Regions from separate parts of the Mus musculus genome. Here region 2 is linked to region 1. The links are chromatin loops, found by intact Hi-C in ENCODE. Cell type or tissue: heart. All regions are shown on one strand. Links, peaks and the distances in the headings refer to the core of each region. The heading gives the core; the rest is flanking DNA. Region 1 has its middle 17 kb from the start of Dchs2. Region 2 overlaps Dchs2 (dachsous cadherin related 2).

Region 1 (9,795 bases), core at 926-8,925:
GAGAGAGAGAGAGAGAGAGAGAGAGAGGTGGCTGCAGAGAGAACCCACAGCCCTTAAATTTTGCAGGTGTCCTGTGTGAAAGATCCTAGTAGCTCAGCCCTTCTGCAAAGCCCCATTGTCAAAGCAGGGAAAGGGGGGATTGCTCTTCCCTTGCTCCCACAGTCCTCATGATTCTTAGGAAGAACTCACCCTCCTCCCTAGTCCCTAGAATGTGGTAGTCGTTCATTACTTTATGCAAAGGAGATGTATAATTAAGGGAATGACACAGGGACAATCTAGGCCCCATATCACACAGAAATTCTTACAAGTGGAAGAAGGAGAGAATCAAAATCAGAGAAGGAGAGGAGGGAAGAAAAACAAGCTGAGAAGAAGGGGCCATGAGCACAGGGATCCAGCAGCCTCTGCAGCCTGGCAAAATGGGGAACTGGAATTTCCCACAGAATTCCTCAAGGACTGAGGCCTGCCAAGGCTTTGGCTTTCCTGTACTGAGGCTTTCCTTGGGTTTACCTACAGGGCAGACAGTTAAATTGTATTGTTTGAAGCCACTAAATGTGCAATAATTCACCACAGCAGCCATGGGAAATGAATGGCAGTAGCACCCAGTCTGTTAGTCCCTGCCCCACGGTGTGTGGACTGAGTATTGTACCCCAGTGTGCTGCCCTCTCACAGACCTGTGTGTTTTCACAGCACAGGAAGTGGAATTTACCCCAGCACTGGTTTAGCAACCAGCTAGCAGTGTCCCAAAGGACACATTCCAGCTGGAAATGTAGGCAGATTCATTTTAGAGAATGTGTTTCTTACAATATTAAGATGAAGTTATTTGATTTAAATGTATTATCCAAAGTTTTATATTTTTTTAAATGTTACTAGAAAAATTATCAGTACAAAACCGCATTCTGTTTAAAGAGGAAAAGAAATCCTATGCAAATAAAACAGAATCATGATGATTAAAACCATAGATGTGAATTTGGACACTGTGGAGAGTGGGTTGCCAGTTACCTGGAAGAGAAGAAAGTAAAAAGCAAAAAGCAAAGATGAGTTTTAAAGCAAAGTATTTGGCCCAACAGCTGGAAAGGGGGGTTCTGGTTATATTGTGGAGAGAATAAATCCTCACTGTGGGAATATATCTAAGAGTTACATAATGGGCTATGAGATCCCCTCAAGAGAGGACCCGGGCCCAAGAGGTAAGGAATTTGCTAATGCTCACACTGAGAAACCATTCTTGTATTCAAATGGAAATGCAGCAAGAGGTTCATAAGTTTCAGTCCACTAAAAGATAAATATTATAAGGCACACACACACACACACACATATCATACACACATACCATAAATGCACACAGATACACATAAATATCATACATTTACACACTCAACCATAAACGTACACAGACATATATCATATATATGTATATATATATGTACACGCACACACTGTAAACACACATACATATCATGCATACATACACACACATATCATACATATATGCACACCACAAATGCACACACAAACACACACAAATCATGCACACACATAGGTCCTCACTCTTGCTATTATTCTTCATCAGGTTGGGTTTTGTGTTGTGCTGTGTGTTGCTGGGCATGGCATTGATGACTTCAGACATGCCAGACAAGCCTTGGGCTCCAACTCCAACAATACCATGACCCTTGGTGCTTTTGAAAATGCGGAGCAAACCCACCAAGTGTTCAAAACAGAGAGCTTGCATGCTACATGTGCTTCTTCACTGTAGAGTTGGCATTTTCTTCCTACTCTAGGAGGAGCTGCATATTCATTGCTAACTTGTAATTATCACATGAAATGATAGTTTGGAGCTGAATATCCTTAAAGTCTTTTCCAATTCTGTAATTTTATAGTTGTTCCTCGGGAGGAATATTATTTTCTCCCCTTTCTTTCTTTCTTTTTTAAATGCAGCAATGACTAAAAACTTGGAACCTTCCCCGCTACAAGTTTGGCTAATAAAAACAGTTCTCCTAAGAGCGTCCTGAATTTTTTCTTTCCCCTCTGTTATTACTTTTAAACTCCAAACTTGTCTTTCTAGTCAAAATCAGCACTAATGAAGGTGTTGCTGTATACTTAGCATTGGTATCTATGAGTTGTCACCAAATATTCTCAGAGGTAAAGCAGGCTGAGTCAATGTCAGAAAGAGTTTTAAGTCCTCAGCCAAAGCCACCTAGAAAAGCACCTTCCTATCCCCATTGTTAAGTTTGCTCAAGGCAGGTAAAGTCAGTGTGCTACGAATGGTGGGGAAACCTCTGTTGCTTCTTCCCTTCAGCAATTCTGCAGCACAACACATTCCTCAGAGCGTTGCCCATAAAACAGGGTGGACAGGAAACTCTCAGAGCTGAGGAGTCACCAATAAAAGGCGCTAACCCTACAGAGATGCAAAACAATAGTAATCACTCATCTGTCCCTGAGAAGTGACAGCTTCCAACTGCCCAGCTTCCAGAGACACTCTCCTCATTACCAAGCGAAAGCAGACCCCTTAACTCAGCCAAGATCTATAGCTTGCTGCAGTGATCTCATTGGTCTTTGTCCCCAGTGAGGACTCAAGCAGGTGGTGCAGAGAGCAGCAAGCTGACACAGGGAGACATACTGCCAAGCAGGCTGATCCACAGGGCTGGCTAATTTCCCTTCCACTTTGAGAAGAGCAATTATTTTAAATTGCCATAAATCGAAATGACTTTGCTCTTGCCACTAAAATATAACAACTCTATAAACTATAATATAAATGAGTATCTCCTGACATTTTGATTTGAGAGAGAGAGAGAGAGAGAGAGAGAGAGAGAGAGAGACAGAGAGAGGGAGGAGTTGTCCGGGGAAAAACCGAGTCCACCCCTCCTCTGTTAGCGCTAAGATGCCTGCATTCATCAAGGTCCCATGCTGTCAAGATGGTGCATAGAGTTAGTTCACTCTGTTTGGAAGCCCTTTGGTTATATAACAAACTATCTTTGTAACTATGTTTTTAAGCGTATCTAATTCTGTCGAAAGAGTCTGTTTTGTATGAAGGGAATACGTTCTGGATACGAAGAGACTGATGTGAAAAAGTATGTGTGGGATGTAAGGATGTAGGATGTGGGAAATACTGAGAAAATGTGCCACGTTATCAAATGTTTGTGTGGAGACAGACAGAAGCGAAGAATGCCAGATCTGAGGCCAGGGAACACCCACCTGCCTAACCTCTGCAGAGCCAGGATGAGGGCTGGTTCAATCAAGTCGTCTTCATAACCGAAACACAGCCAGGATTCCAAATACGGAGCTCTAAAGGGGAAATTAGTATTCGGGTTCAGAGTTAGTAACCCTAGAGGGAAACAGGACATTGATTTATGAGGCTGAGCAAAATTATGACCAGCAGGGCCATTAAGAATATGCTGTCAGAATGAGCTTCGGCTACTAATTTGGGCTGCGGTTCTGAAACATTCCAAGGCTTTGATTTTGAGTCGTGGGGTCTTAGAGACCACACTCTGGTTAGTTTTAGAAAGGTTTATAGTTGGCCTTGGGCTATGAAATTGGCAGAGAGATGTAACAGTTAAACATAAACAACACCTCCTCTTTTGGGCAGATGAACAAGTTGTCTGGTCTGTGGGGATCCAACTATTTCCCTACACAACCAGACCAGCACTGGGAAGAGGGGAGGAGAGAGAGCGCAAATGCATTTTTTCCTTTGAGATTTCAGAGAAAAAAACAAAGACCAAAACAGATCCTTTAACTACATGTGCTAGGAATCAGTAGAGTAACCTGGTAGGAAGGGCTTCCTTCCCTGAGGGAGTCGCAGCCTAATCTGGAGGTAGAAGGCTAAACAACAATGCTTGTGAGCTAAAGGATGAGATGAGAGGGGACTGACTCCTGGAGATGCTTCATTTTCATTCAGATCCCATCTCACTAGGGCAACTCCTGCTTTGCCCATCTCTTAGCAACCAATCTTTACATCTGTGGTCCCCGGCTGCTTCCTACAACACCATTCTTTTCCATTTCAGGTCCCGGCTATTTTATTCACTTCTTCCTCCCCAGTGCCCCAACAGGGTTGATAGATTTGTGGATTAATATGAATTAATTCCACCTCTAACCTAGTTGGAACCACTACTGAATACATCCTTTAGTCAACAAATAAATACCTTTGCTTGAGTTGGAAGAGTCTCCTCTCCAGTAAGCCACTCCCTTCAGCAAGCACTTTGCCCCTCCCCCATTGCATTCCTCCCATAGAGTTTCACTGGGTTCCCAGTACATGTAGGGTGTTGGTCTGGTCTCTATTGTATCTGGCTTTCCACTGTATTAGACAAGAGTGACCAGTCCCTCGTCTAGTGCTTCTCTGACACTGTTACCCGAGGGGAGGAACGGTCCCCACTACTGACACTCTCTGAACTCTCCCACTTACAGCTTTAGCTCTCTATCTAGATTATTCTAATCATCAAGTCTGATTTTAGATCATACACTCAGTTTCTCCCCCCTGATAATATTCTAACAGGTACCCCACCCCAGGCCCCCAAATCACTTTCTCCCCCAAAACATCAGTTCTTTGTCTGATATAGTCCACTGAGTTGAAATAATGTGACTACTTCTAGTCAACTTCTTCCTCTTCCTCCTCCCCTCCCCCTCCTGACTCCAGAACAATCAGTGAGCTCTATGTTTACTGCTTTTAAATGAAATGCAGCTCTCTCTTCCATTCCTCTACCATTTCTTTAGTCTTGGTGCTAAAGATCCGCATCCTGAGATCATAGCCAGGCTGCCTCTGAGAGCTTGAACATGCTCCCTCCCCACAGTGTCAGACTTTAAGGCACTAACTTCCTCATCCTTCCTAAGTACCATTCCGTTATCCGCATCACTACCACCTTCCTACTTAAGAGCCCCACTGAGCGTCAAAATCAAATCTCCTCTGGCGTGCCATGCTCTTCACTACATAACCCCAGCTCATTTCCCAACCTCCTCACTTCCTCACTTCCTCCTTACTTCCTTACTTCCCCCTTACTTCCTCCCGAGACCTTCAACAGCTTCATCTTTGAACAACAGGACAAGGAAAGGTCACTGAACCTTGCCACAAGCTCCACCTCCACATTACTGACAAAAGGCAAACAGCCAGTTTCCCCATGTTTGCTGTTTGGTTCCAATTCACACATTTGAGGCTCCTCTGTAGCACATAACATATACTATGGCTGATCTGCAGAAAGTCTGCCTAGTTCTGTGTCACTTACACAGTGATGCTCAGAACATTGCCACCTTGTGGCCATAAGAGAAAGTAACAAGCAAAGCTGTCCTCTGCGTTTTTTTCTCTTACAGACACTGAAAAAATGGAGTAAGCCAGACCCCAAAGGACAGCAATGTATGTACTCACTTATAAGTGGATATTAACCATAAAGGACAGGATAACGACATTACAATCCACAGACGCAAGGAAGCCAAGGAACGAGGAGGGCCCAAGGGAGGAAGCTTGAATCTTTCTCAGAAGGGGAAATAAAATAGATATCAGAGGTGGATGGAGGGAGGGAACTGGATGAGAGAAGGGATGAGGAGGGGAACAAGGCAGGGGGATTAGGTGTAGGAAGGCAGGGGAGAGAGAAAGGAAATTGTCGGTAAGCTGGGGGAGGGAAATCTCTAGGATGTGCCAGAGAGCTGGGACTGAGGGGTGGGGCGGGACAGGGAGTCTCTAACTGAGACTCCTGCAGTTGGGGTGAGGGAGGGTGGAGCCTGAAGTGGCCAGGGAGGACTCACAGAGGAAGAATAAGGACAGCAACCCACCCACATAATCTTTGACCCTGTCTGTTTACTAGATGTGCGGGACAAAGATGGAGCAGAGACAGGGGGAATGGTCAACCAATGGCTCTCCCAAATTGAGATCCATTCCATGGGCAAGAACCAATCCCTGACACTATTAATAATACTCTGTTATGCTTGCAGACAGGAGCCTAGCATAACTGTCCTTTGAGAGACTCCACCCAGCAGCCGATGGAAACAGATGCAGAAACCCAACAGCCAAACCTTAGATAGAGCTTGGGGAGGCTTGTGGGAAAGTTAGGGAAAGGATTGAGGGACCTGAAGAGGACAGGCTCTCCACAGGAAGACCAACAGAGTCAACTAACCTGAACCCTTGAGGGCTCCCAGAATCTGAACCACCAACCAAAGCAAGAGCATGGGCTAAACCAACCACCCTTCCCCACCCCACAGATGTACAACTTGGCCTTCATTCTGGCTCCCCAAGAACTGGAAGGTGGCTGTCCCTGAATCTTTTGCCTACCTCTGAATCCTGTTCTGGCCTCAGTGGGACAGGATTCACCTGGTCCTGCAGTCACTTGATGTGGCAGGGTGGGGTGATACCTAAGGGGGCCTCCCCCTTCTCAAAGGACATATTTGGCCATAATTTCAGGGATGGAGCAGATGAACCAGGTCTTCCTGGTGGATCTAGTGAACTCTGAAGACTTGACCCAAGTTGCCATCTTTAAACAGTCTGTGTACAGATAGAATGAAGGGCGTTCCCCTCAACTAGCCACAACGGTGCAAAGGACACCACATCCAAAAGCTAAGAAGGTGAAACAGGCTGAGGAGAGGAGGGCAGCTGCCCCTGGTGGGTGCTCCCAGCATCCTGTTCAAGATTAATTGTCAGGAGTATTAAGGTCAGCCAGACTTCTGCTACTAAGTTTGAAGAAAGGCATTTAATCTTAACCTCTGCACTCATTATTTCCATGCATTCGAGGATAACGATCTTTTCTTTTTGCAGATATCAGCTTATAGAATGATTCTAATATAGAAACAATTTTTTTCATCTGACAGCATAAAGATTTTTGCTCACACAAAATAAAGCAAATTTATTGAAACATTGGAAATATAATAAATCAGAAATGCATCAATATGCAACCAATTGAATGTATCTTAACCTAAGCTTCCATAAATAGGTTGAGAATGTTGTATCTCAGGGCAAAAATCACTGAACTAAAAGCCTATTTTATGATAAAGTACTTAGTATCTTGTGAAATTTATTGAATATTTATACTCAAAATGGCAAGCAAGACAGTACACTACAGGGCTCTGTCCTTTCTCCATATGCTCATGTCTGTGACTGAGGGCTATAGCTCACTGTCACACTGCCCAGCATTTGAGAGAGAAGCTAGCCTTGAACTCACAGCCTTGCTGCTTCTACCTCGAGAGGAATGAAGTTAGAGGTGTACTCCCCGTCACCCAGCTTTAAGATTCTAAATATTCAAGAAACAATACCAATCGAAAATACATACCACTCAACATCAGGGACATCTGTGAGAAATCAGTAGTCAATTCTGTCATGGTAGCAATGTCACAAAATATAATCACAGGAGCTGACACAACTCCCAGTGTCACTAGGGAATGTGATCTGTGGCGTGATGTCACCCATGCAGCCTTCCTTTACCAGAGTCTTGCAGTATAGTGCCTAACTGTGTTTTTCAGGTAGATTTGGAAAAAGACATGTAAGTACAGAGAGGTGACTTGTCTAGTGGCATGCTGGTGACAGACTGAGGCCCATCCCCAGATAGAATTACCATGAAGTAAATGCCAAACTCATCAATTCCCCCTTTAGAGCTACATTGGAACTAAAGAGCAACTCTCATTTCTGTCTTTTATTTGACTCTGCTTCTTAGCTATTACTTGGCCTTGTGTACAAGCCTGTTTAAAAGCCGGTCTCTTCTAAGCATCGCTTCCCCATGATGGATTGCCGACTGCTTCTGAGGAGCACAGCAACCACGGGAGATGTTTAGGGGCAGCTATGGGCTAGGCTGCTCTGAAAAGCCACCAGTCATTCTGCAGCTCATGTGTACCATGTGACATCATAGAGTATTCGCTTTACAAATAATTTCTTCACAGAGTCAATAACTAATTACTGGTTCATGCTTCATAAATAAATCAATATTGGAAAATGAGTCTAAGTGGATTCATCATGGAAACGATTAATTGACAACAAAATTTGAGATCAACCCTCGGTCTACTAGACCTCTTGGATTCTCTTTCCATTTCAGGACAAAAGTAGCTGCTTTTGCTGCAGTGGCAATGGCGTCCAAATGACTGGAAAGGGCAAGAAGAAAGCAGGCTCCACTCTCTCTCCTTCCCTTCAAGTCTGGCATGCATCTATTCCACCTGAATCCATTGACTGAGCTACATCCCCCTTGCTTGCATCTTAGTTCATTCCTGGAAGGCCTGGGAAGCTGAGGACTGTCTGTCCTTCATGAGACATCCCAACTGGGACACAGTCCTGAGTCCTCAGCAATACTGAGTTCTATACAAACCACATTTTTTTGTTGTTGTTGTTTTTGCCTAGTAGATGTTAAGGCCAAATAAGCAAACCAGCAGGAGAGTGCAAACCAAAGACATGAAGATGTGTCCTTGCTCCCAGAGTCAGGGACATATGATCTGTGCAGATGTCATCTCTAAGGAACAAGACCGCTTGCCAAAGAGACCTCTTGAATCCTACAAGCCATGATGAGTCCTCAACCAGAACCCCAGGATGCTCTTCTGAGATGCTGACTTTGTACATCTGACTACTAGCCATCCTGAAGAAAATCCCAGACCAAGTCCAAGATAAAGTAGCAACCCTTAGATTCCCATGACAGTAGACTCACAAAGTAATTAGAAATGACAAGGCACTTTAAAAACCACACAAGATTGTATCTAGTATTACGCTCAACATAAATACGGAAAGTCTTTAATCTTCCCAGACAGCCATTAAATTTAGTTGGGAAGGAGGGTGCCAGGATCGGGACTGAGTCACCTGTCATTCATCACCTTCCATAATTCGCATGTTTCTCATTTGTGCTGATAACCAGCTACCTCTTATGTCCATCCCAGGCAGAAAAGCAGACAAGACAGACTTGGTTCGCCATGGGTAAGCTGTCGGCAGCTAGTTAACGTTCAGGCTGAAGACTTTTCATTTCCTGTCTGCAGATGGGGAGGTGATGCCTGGGAAGAGTCTGTATATGGCTGTAATCGGCTAGCCTGTAAAACGCACTTGACAACTCCAAGTGTCTGTTTTTCACAGTGGTAATAGCACTGGGTAGGGCTGCCATCCTTTTCCTTGCCCTGCACATCACTTTAGTGAGGCACCCAAGTTTTTCTGTATGTCTGTACAGACCCAGGGTTTTTGCTTGGGGAAGGCTACAGGAATACTCCTGAGTAGCCCAGGCAGTGCTCATTCGAGGGGCATTGTTTCTCTAAAGCTGCAGCAAAGGACCTCACTCACACACTGAATCCTTCCTGCATGCTCCTTCGCCTTCCCAGATTAAGACCCTTTGCCAAGAGCTACCCTTTGCCAAGTACTACCATCTTACAGAGTTTTACAAAACTATGATGTGCAAATTATTGATTTGTCCAGGTAAGCATTATTAAAATCTGGGGTTAATTTTCCAAGTAATTATGTTTGCTTCTACTTCACATGCCTTCTACTACTTTGAGTATACTGTGTGCGTGTGTGCATGTGTGTGCATGTGTGTGAAGGTACAGGAGACCAACCCCAGGTCCCTGTACTTATTAAAGGACCACTCTACCACTGAGCTAAGGCTCAGCTCCTATGCATACATTTTGATGTTGCTCTCTGCCTTTTTAAGTGCGGTGTGTGCATGTATGTGTATGTGTTTGTGTTTGCGTGTATGTACTGATATGTGTGAACAGATGTGTGGAGAGTTGAGGACAACCTAAGGAGTCATCCTCAAGAATGCCATTTACAATTTTTTGTGACAGGGTCTCTCGTTGACTTACCACTCACCAATTAAGCAGGCTAGCCTGTCTGGGCAGCCACATAAGGAATCCTCCTGTCTGTGCCTCCTC
Region 2 (9,795 bases), core at 1,096-9,095, 110 kb before region 1:
GCTTTTAAAACTTCAAAAGTCCACTCCCAGACACACCTCCTCCAAGAAGACCACCTCTGTCCCAAAAAGGCCACCTCTAATCCTGCCCAAACACTTCCACAAATAGAAACAGTGAGTCTATGGGAGCTACTCTCATCCAGACACCACACACTCCTAAAAGCATTACGGTGACTTGGCAGCTGAGGAATGGACACCTAGGAGACATTTAGGTGGGAGGAGATCCCTCGTGTTACTCGAAATAGTTTCCTAAGAGAAACTTAGTGCAAAGCCCACTTCCTGTGAGGTAGACCCTCTACATACTGCCTGAAACCCCACTGATATGGTGGTCTACTCATTTCATGACTTTTTCAGTCAACGGCAAGGCATGGAACTTTTGGTTGATGGGTTTCATATTCTAGTACATACTTAGGTGAAACAAAGACAGTATGAAGAATAGCCTCTTCATATGGCTGTTTTAGATGAATTATTTCTTAGTGGCAAAATCCTATCCCAATGCCATCAGTGATCTTGAATGCTGATAGTGTCTAAAATTGCTCTTAAGCCCAAACTCCTGCCATGGAGGGGTACTCGGCTTTCTATTGCTGCTATAAAACAACCGGCAAAACAACTTAGAAAGAAACACTTAAATAAGTGTCACTGTCTTACAGTATCTGAGGTCTCAGGCCCTCATCTCTTGAGGCCCTGAGACCTCAACTTTGGGCCCCCAACATGGCTGAACATGGCAGGACAGAAGCTGTGGAGTGGAGCAAAGCTGACACAGGTGGAAGGATTAGGAACGTACCCAGAGGATGTTGCCATTTGAACGAGAGTTGAAAGGTAGGGACTCCGTAGCAATGAGAAGGAAGAAAGACCACTGTGTGGGCCGCTAGCTGGTGCAGTCACTCTCTTCACGGAGATAGATAAGTCTATGTTTTAAATGAGGCTACATGTACTGGGGACAATATTAATGACATTTTTCATTATTCAGATTGCATGACACATACTTGTCACAATGTGCTCGTAATTATTCATTTAAACACGGATGTTCTTAACTCCTGCTGGGTTGTAACTCCTTTGAGAATCTGGCTCTTTTTGGCATCCTTTACACCCCAAGAAAGGTGTATTCTTCCAGTACGTCTACACACAAAGCTTCCATGCACTGTCCTGACTTAAGGCTCTGGGCCATCTGAATACCATCTAAGACACTCTTAGAGAGGACTCCCACCTGTCTTCATTTCACCTGACTGCCCCACAACCCACCATGGTGGCAAAGACAGCCGAGTGGAGTTATCTTAACGATTACACAGAAATACGGGAGTGGTTTTCTTGGAAAACAAATGTTCTAAGCAAAGAAAGACAGAAAATGGGGCAAGTGGGAGAGTAAACTAGAGAATGAGGGACTTGTGGTCCTGAGAGCTGCTCACTGAAGACCAGAAGGAGCTCAGAGGCAGGAAGTACCGCAGACTGACCAAGCTTCCTGTGTGCAGAGTGTGTTGATGACACTTTTCATGTGCTTCCCTATGTTTTCAAGAGGAAAGTTTCTGTGAGCATTTTATAGGCTCACAAGTTGGGTGGAGGACACAGTTGTCCTTTTGTGGTTCACTAGAATCCTAGTGTGGGGAGAAGTTATCTGAGGCCCAGCTGGGATTTCCTTTTCAGATTCCCTCCCCTTTAAATCATGGAGTTCATTCTCAAATATGAATGCCATGCCTGTCGTTGGCTATGCTTTTCTCCACGTGTCAAAGTCAATGGCTGTGATAAAATATAAAGACAATAAATGTGGAACAAGGGAAGGGTAAGTGGGATGGGTTAGAAGAAAGAAAAGGGGATACAGAGGCAGGGAGGAGCTGGGTCAGGGAGGAAGATACAAGAGAGAAGAATGGAGAGAGAGAGGCATTCCTGCTCTCTGACATGTGCTCCGTGTCTGCTCCCGTGAAAGAATCCTGCACGGACCTCCTCACTCAGGCAGAGGTATTAGGATCCCGCTGGGCCACCACTCTGGAAGTGTAGCCTCCGATTTGTTTTTACTATGACCATGGTGGCTCTGTAACTCCTATTCGTGCTGGCCACCCCCCAGCTGGCTGTGAACTCAGGAGGGAGAAGGCATTTGCAGGCCCACTGCTTATACTCCTCTGGTCTCAAGGTTCTAAAGGTGTCCCCAGACCTTTTATAGTCTGTCTCCTCCCAGTCCTTTAAATGCCAGGGTCCCATCTGAATGCAAAGCCCACTGTTAGTGCTTGTTCCGGGCTTTGCCTCAAGTGTGGTGTTTCCTCCCTGCTCCACTTCTGGCTGAGTAACTCCCACCCCTAATCCACATCTGTGAGGAGGAAGACCCAGTGCAGCTTGCCTCTGAGCTTCCCCTGGACCTCAGCTGGAAAGCTCTTCCCACCCTCTACATTTTCACATCACTCCCCCATCTTATCCCAATGCTGTTCCTCTTGGATTTAATTTATTTATGTGTCCAAACCCTTGCTACTCAGTGAAAGCAACAGCCTGGATGGTGAGGGGCGTAAGAGCCATGGCTCTGTACATCCATGAGGAATGGAAGAGACAAAGAAGGATCTAAGGTTAGAGAGGGGCTCACACTAAGAAGTACAATGTACAGTCAAGTAGGACACTTGAAAGTCCATAAAAGTTGGCACAGGGAGAGAACATAAACTGTTATATGAGTGAATATTTATTAGGCAAAAGTTCTTCCATGTTTCTCAAATCCTACTTAATCCACATATACCATTTGGACTAGGGCTTAATGACTGGTTATTTTTTCCTCTAGTTCTGTTCTCAACTTCTTTTGTAAATTGGGCCAAAAGTCTGAAATAAAGTTAGTGGATGTCTGTGATACAAATTCTACAGCCAAGAAGAGACTCCACCGATATGATCTGTGTTTTCTAAAGCTGACCCAATTTAGGAAATGGGCTTAGTTTAAAAAAATATTGCATCATTAAAATATAAAAATGCTTATACTTCTTACGCATCCTACCGGATCTTATTTTCCTCCCACAGCTTATGACGGTCCTTCAGTTTCAAGATGGCCTCTTTTAGACAGTGCTCCTCCTTCAAGGCCTCTCTCCTCTGCTCTCTAAGCCTGGTCATGCCTAACAATAGGATTTTTTTTCCCATTCTACAGTTAACATTTCCAAAGTTGGATTTCACTTTGTATTAGTAGTTTTGTTTTTAAAATATCATCTCCCTAAACCCATGTTTTGCAGTTACCAAATCTAAACCACAGACTCTCGAAGCAATGGTTTCTCAAAATGAGGGGGTGGCAGACATGGACAGGAGGAAGCTTTCTCTTTTCTGTCGTTCTCCGCAACCCCTAGGAATGGATAACAAAAACTTGACACATCAGGAAGCTGGCTCATATGTGCATTGAGTAGAATAAAACGGTATGGAAAAAAGCAGCAAGTGAGAAGAGAAATTAATTTAAAATGGAGGCCAGACAGCGGCTCACGTCTTTTATCCCAGCACTTGGGAGGCATAGGCAGGGGGATCTCTGTGAGTTCCAGGCCAGCCTGTCTTACAAAACTAGTTCCAGGACAGCCAAGGCTACATAAAGAAAAAATTCTGTCTCGAAAAAATGAAAAAAAGGAAGGGGGGAATAGAAAAGGAAGTGCTTATGAATAGCTCAGGGCTGAGCTGAAGAGGAGAGGGTGGCTACTGGAGCTGAAACACCTCAATTTTCTTTGAGGGAAAAAACCTCAACGGAAACAGGATTGTCTAATTTCTTTAAAGACTCTAAGGTGAACGTCCCCCTCAGACCATAGAGTATGATCAGTGATATCTGATTGGATCTTAATTTTATTGGAATAAACAATCAACACATACAAAGTGTTCTATGCCCTAAAAGAACAGGGGTCTCAGACAGGAGTTTGAATCTGAAGTCAGTCATTTATGAATTGTGTCAAATGAGGCTTATCAGCAGCTGATTGCCCCTTCTCAGGTTTCCTGTAAAGATGGAAAGGAAAGAGTGTACAGAAGTAGTCAATGCCTGGTCTATCATAAGTATGCGATATGCTCAGTTATTATTACTAATTCTCAGTCCTTCCCACCATACTTTGTCCATCGAACCCTAATCCTTCTATTGTCAGATTATGTGGTTCCAGAATGTTCCTCCACAGATCAATAAATCACTGTTGGAGACAGAATGAGGCATGTCCCAAACAATGTGATGACAACACAGAGTGAGTTCAAAACTTTGCAGACCATTTGTGGGAAATAATGGCTACAGGCTTCTCATTTTACAATGCTGTCCCCATGACAACGGCGTATTTAGTCATCCTCCTTCCCCTGAGATCCAGAAGGATCCTTCCCCAACCCTGGTTATCAGCCCATCATAACATCAAACAGAAGGATCCAGCCCTAGCCCTGAATGACCCCCTATCATACTGTCATACAGAATAATCTTTCCCCAGCACTACCACTATGCCATAATGTCACACTAACTTACTGCGTAAAGAAGTACAATTCCCTGTTCCTACTCAAATCTAAGCCCACCACGACTACCCGAACTCATTATGTTCTCTGAAAATCAAAGACTCTTCAGCAGAGGTCTGCCAATCCCAGATCACACCCTGGCAAAAGGTTTAGAGGGACAGACAGGCTCTCCTTTTACATCACAAACTTCATAGGCAAGACTGTATTTTCCACTTGAATCTGCTTCCTGCTAAATGGGCAGGGAATAGGAACCAAATGTGTGGACATGAGTCCTCGGTGTATCTGCCTTTTGGGAGGACTGAAAGCAGAAACAGGGCTGTAAATAGACTGTCATGCCTGAGAACAACCTCCATGCTCCATTCTGGATTGCTTTTAACTACGGTATCATTCCTAGAGCAGTTGAGTACCATTCAGCCTTTGACCTACTCACCCTCCCCTTAGATTTTAACCATTCTTCTAAATCACATGGCATGTGAGATTCTGACATTGGAATCTGCCAAAAAATTTTTAAATTAAAAAAAACTTCATAAGCACACAAATCTGTTAATAGTTAGTGACAGTTTAAATGGATACATATTTTAAGTACTTTATATTTAACAAAGAGAGACTGTACATTGTGTGAGAGATGTTCCATGGCTGAACCCGACAATGAGGTGTTGAGGTGCGGTGCAGATCTAGAGGTCCACAGATCGTGGCAGCAGGAAAGTTGGAACTGTGATGGGCAGAGGCAGGAAGGGGGGGAATGGAAAATGAGCCCTGCAAGCCATCAGTTCTCATGGAGCCCTTATGTTGGTAAATAAACACATTTTGTTTTGGTTTGGAGTTGCTATTTTTAAGACGACCGCATGGAGATAAAAATCATATTTGATGAGGAACAGGGTTTAGTCATGAGGAGAAAACACGGTGCCAGCAGAGGGAGTTGGTGACAAAGAGATCCATACCCCAAAGCTGAATCCATCCTAACTAATGGCTGTCCTCGGTGGCTGAGCAGCCTACAGTCAATTCCAGCTGGGCTCTGAATGTTCTGCTGAGGTTTCCATAGCTTCAAGCTGTTTCCACTCAACTCGAGAAACCTAAGGGTCCCTCTGGGAGCAAAGGAGCAGAAAGGGAATTCCAAGCTGCTGTGAATGAATTGCAAGAACACATAAATCCATAGGGCGTTCCTCCCTACGCAGGCAACCCGTGGAGAAAACACTAGTATGTTTTACTTACAAACCCCAGAAGATCTGCTTTCAAAGTGACAAGGCTTCCAAGACCAGACGTTATGGTTGAGAGCTGTAAGGATAGCCATGATTTTTTAGGGCTAAAGCCCCGGCTTCCACACCACCAGCAAGACAAGCTCTTCCACTTGTTTGTTCCCAATCTGCCAATTAACAAGATGAGTAACCATGAAAAGTGAAAAGCAGAGGAAGGGAGTCACTCGCTGTGGCTTCACGGGAAAGAGGCACAAGTAAGGTTGTCCTCTGTGGCTCCTAGCAAGGCATTGGCAGGAGCTCTCTCTAGGAATCATGAAGTATTTACAATTCAAGCAGCCTGGTTTAGGTGTGGACCTCCTTGGTCATGAGCTCAATGCTCCTCTGGTGGGCCCAAGAAGTTCTAATTGCTTGAAGGAACAAAGTAGATTCAGGACAGGGCAGGACCACTGTGCTCTAGATGTAGCCTCACCCTTGCAGAAATTGACCTTATTGGAGGGAGTCATCTGTCACATAGGCTTTTGTTTTTCCTGCAATATATGGTGGCTAAGGGTTCAGGACATTAGCTTATTCGTGTGACCTGGCTGAAAGGAGACAGATTCGAGATGAGGGCAGAAGTGCCTGGCTTGCTTTCATCCTGGCTTTGGTTATCTTTTGATCCAGCTGAGAAGTCAGTGTTTTTTTTCAGCCAAAGCATCGTCTAACCACCTGTTTGATAAGGATGCTACAGAACTGCTTTCAAAGGCCAGGTTACCAAGAAACCAGAAGTGTACTCCCTGGGGCTTGCCCATGATCTCCACTCCCCATGATATGGTAGGGTGAGTTTAATATATACAGAAGAGAGCTGAAAATGCTTGTGAATCCTGCCCAAAGCCTTTACCATTCCAAGTATTCGCACACATAGATGAAACATGACAGCACTTCATGATGGCATTTTAGAGGAAACACAAATCCACCCTGAAGGCAACAAGAAGTAACGAGGGTTCTATTTCTTCAAAATAAAACACCTTCAAAATCCTTCTTAGGTATCTTTCCTCCTTTCTCAAAGCTTTGTATTTCTATAGCTACAAAATCCTTTCTTCACTCCAAGGCTGTGTTGATCTTATATTGCCTGCTCCTCTATACACATCGCTACTGTGAGGGTCTCTCCCATCCCTCCCAGGTTCTAGTCTGTGCTCTCCTAACCACATAGAATGCTAGAGAATAAGAGGCTCATTATTTGAACTCATGCCTTTCAACCTCACTTCCACTCAGAGGATTGGAACTCCAGTTCTCACAGTTGTGAGATTCAGCAGCAAACACTGAATCCACTAAGCCATCTCCCACCCTCTCCATTAGCCTTAAAGGTTACATACATTGTATTAAGACTCCAGTTGGTTTCAATTTTGTTTCATTGGGTTAATTTCTTAATATTGTGATGCAGACTCTTGTATCTGTTCATGAAGGTCACTAGTTATGATTTAGTTTATTTTCACTGTCTCGGTGCCCTTTGCATGTTAGCATTATGTAGAGAAACATTCTATCTTCCATTTCCTTACCTTGTGAGGTTGTGTTATAGCTTGCATAAGGGTTCTTCAAAGGCTCATGCATGTTGGACATTTAAGATGAACTGTCATACTGCTGGGAGGGGTTGGAACTTTAGGAGTTTGTTGCTCATAGAAGGATGTGAGATCCTTGGAAACGCACTCTTGAGGAGGACATTGGGATCCTGGCTTCTTCTCTTACTCTGTTTCCTGGCTGAGGCGATGTGTCACCCTCCCACATCATACCATCTTTGCCACATGTCCAAAAGTAATGTTCCAAATCCACCATGGGCTGAAGCATACAAAATTGAGAGCCAAGTAGTCATATTTGCCTAGCAAGTCTGTTAGCTCTGATTTTTTTTCCCATATTAAACCATAACTAACACCTATTGGTGTGAATTCTCTCTTGGATGTAGGATAGAATTTATTACTACATCCAAAGCTGGTAATTTGAATAAAGGGATGAGTCATTATTATAAATGTTGCCCATATAAAGTACACTGGAGCTACCAAATTTATTCTTTCCTTTTGCATCAGTTCTATAGTTACCCATTCGTCCATTTCATGTAGCTTGTCAAACTTATTGATATGTAATCTTGCATCGTATATGTTCAGTGTGCCTCACTCCATAATTGCATCCTCTTTCATTACTGCTACTGATAATTCATTTTCTCCTTTTCTTGGTTGTTCTTCCAAGGTTCTCCTTGAATGTATTACCTTTCAAAGACCCTTCCCTGTGTTAATTTTCCCGAATTATATTTTCTCAATTATGAGCTTTTCTCTTTACAATTCCTTCCTTCAATTTATTTCCTTGTATCTTTTTTTCTTATTAAAATATATAACATAATATTTGTCTATTAACTGATTTTAATGCATATCGCAAAGTTAATGTGCTTTTTTATCACTAAATTAAAAATATTTTCCAATTAATTTTTTATTTCTTCCCTGACACATCATTTATTGTAGATTGTCAGCTCACTCTGGAATGCTCGGCTTTTATCTAATGCTGCTGGTTGAATTTAAATCTATGTGGTCACAGTACATAGTCCATGTCTTTAATAATTTCAGTGTTTGAGATTTTTATGATCTACAGTGAACATCCTATGTGTCCTTGTCACCTTTGTGTGCTCTTCATTGTTGGATGAGAAGAGGTCCTATAGGTGCTTATGTATCAAGAGGAATGTTGCTGGGATTATTTCCTTGTCTGTCTGTCTGTCCGTCTGTCTGTCTTCCCACTTTTTCTTGTCTTTGTGTGTCTAGTTGATCCATTAATCACTCATTCCTTTATTCAGATTAGACTCTTTATATCAGATATCAGCCTCTTCGCTTCTAGATTTCCACTTAGATGTTCTCTGTAGTACCTAATGTTTTCTAGCATCAACAAGCCAGTTCTCATTAGAGCCATTATTTCATTAAAAACATCTGACACAGTTAAATGGCTGCCTAACGGTCCTCATCTGATAAATCTAACAGTAGTTATTTGGGTGGGTACCTACTGCTCAAGTTTTGATAATTAATCATATTTTTCTGCTTCTTTATGTTTCTGTTGATATTTTAGTGTTCATTAGTTATTATGTGTGGTATAAATATCCTAAATTATATTGCTTTCCTTTGTAGACTTGACATTTTGTCCTAGGACCATCACTCTTACTTGAAGGATTAGTCTTAGGGTATGGCCTTTTTATACTCTTAAAAGAATGTCCTAGTTGTTGAGCAAGGGCTCTTGGTCTCAGTGATGGAACTTCAGCATCTTCAAACACAAGACAAGCTCCAAGTCTTCCTGGTCAACTGTACTCTACAAAGCAACAGCTTGCCCACATTTGTATGTGGCAATTCTGGACCTCAGGCCTACAGCAAACACCAATCTAGGGGGCTCTTTCAGTCATGCTCCTTTCCCAAAGTTTAGCCACACTGAAGCCTAGTTGTCAAAAAGACCACCCTTTGGCTGGAGTCTTACCTCATCTCACCACAATCAGAAAACTACCCCGAGTCAAAGGACTGGAGCTGACAATGGTTCTTCTCCTAAGCTGCTTTTCTTTCAAGACCCCAGTCCCGTTCTGCCTACTGCCCAACACCTGGAAACAGTTGTCTCACATAGTCTGTTTGGTTTTATATTGTTTAGAGTGGAGGGGCAAGCCCAATATCTGTTACTATATTATAGCTAAAGTGTAAATGATACCCCGTCATGTTTTTCTGGTGAGAACCAATCCCACACATGGATGTTAATGACTAAATTCCTTCGTCTCATTACATCTTACTCCTAGAAACTCTTTTGGAGTCCTGACAAACCTATTACACAGCTTACTCTCAGAGGAGTCATGTATTACATTTTCGTTTGGAAAATGAATCTCTTCTGAGCTGTAGCACTGTCTGTTGCTCAACATTGCTAATGTCCCAGTTTGCACTCGACTGAGTACACTAGAGTTTCTGCTAATCTTGGAGCTAGGATAATAGTGACTGTGGTGGTAAGGGCATTATCATACCCTACTCCAGTGTCCCCTCCCCACCCCATGAACTCTGGGGACTTATCTCTCCCAAGAGACTAAAGGTCACAAGCACAGGCAATCCTTTCCCTATGAATGTATTGGATACCAAAAGCTAAAGGAAATAGTGAAGGCAATCTCACTCCCAAAGCACTCAATAGTCCTGAAGTGGCCTGATGTGTG

What was found. Peaks named below come from ENCODE experiments on the same cell type or tissue, not always from the same donor. Only the 100,000 strongest peaks of a DNase experiment are listed, where the experiment ranks them.
Region 2: it touches region 1 in a loop (8-fold over the local background); 13 of 42 quality-filtered maps call a loop at or near these places.

Annotation. Positions count from the first base shown.
Region 1 is chr3:83,105,808-83,115,602 of GRCm38, reverse strand. No RefSeq gene overlaps it. Among named protein-coding and RNA genes, the nearest start is that of Dchs2, 17 kb to the left of the region's middle. In heart, for the core only: a CTCF peak has its summit at 5,234 (motif pointing left); no DNase peak of the experiment used is centred there; H3K27me3 peaks cover 1,279 bases.
Region 2 is chr3:83,217,872-83,227,666 of GRCm38, reverse strand. All of the region lies in intron 1 of Dchs2 (dachsous cadherin related 2), which reads right to left. Among named protein-coding and RNA genes, the nearest start is that of Gm10710, 94 kb to the right of the region's middle. In heart, for the core only: a CTCF peak has its summit at 5,309 (motif pointing right); no DNase peak of the experiment used is centred there.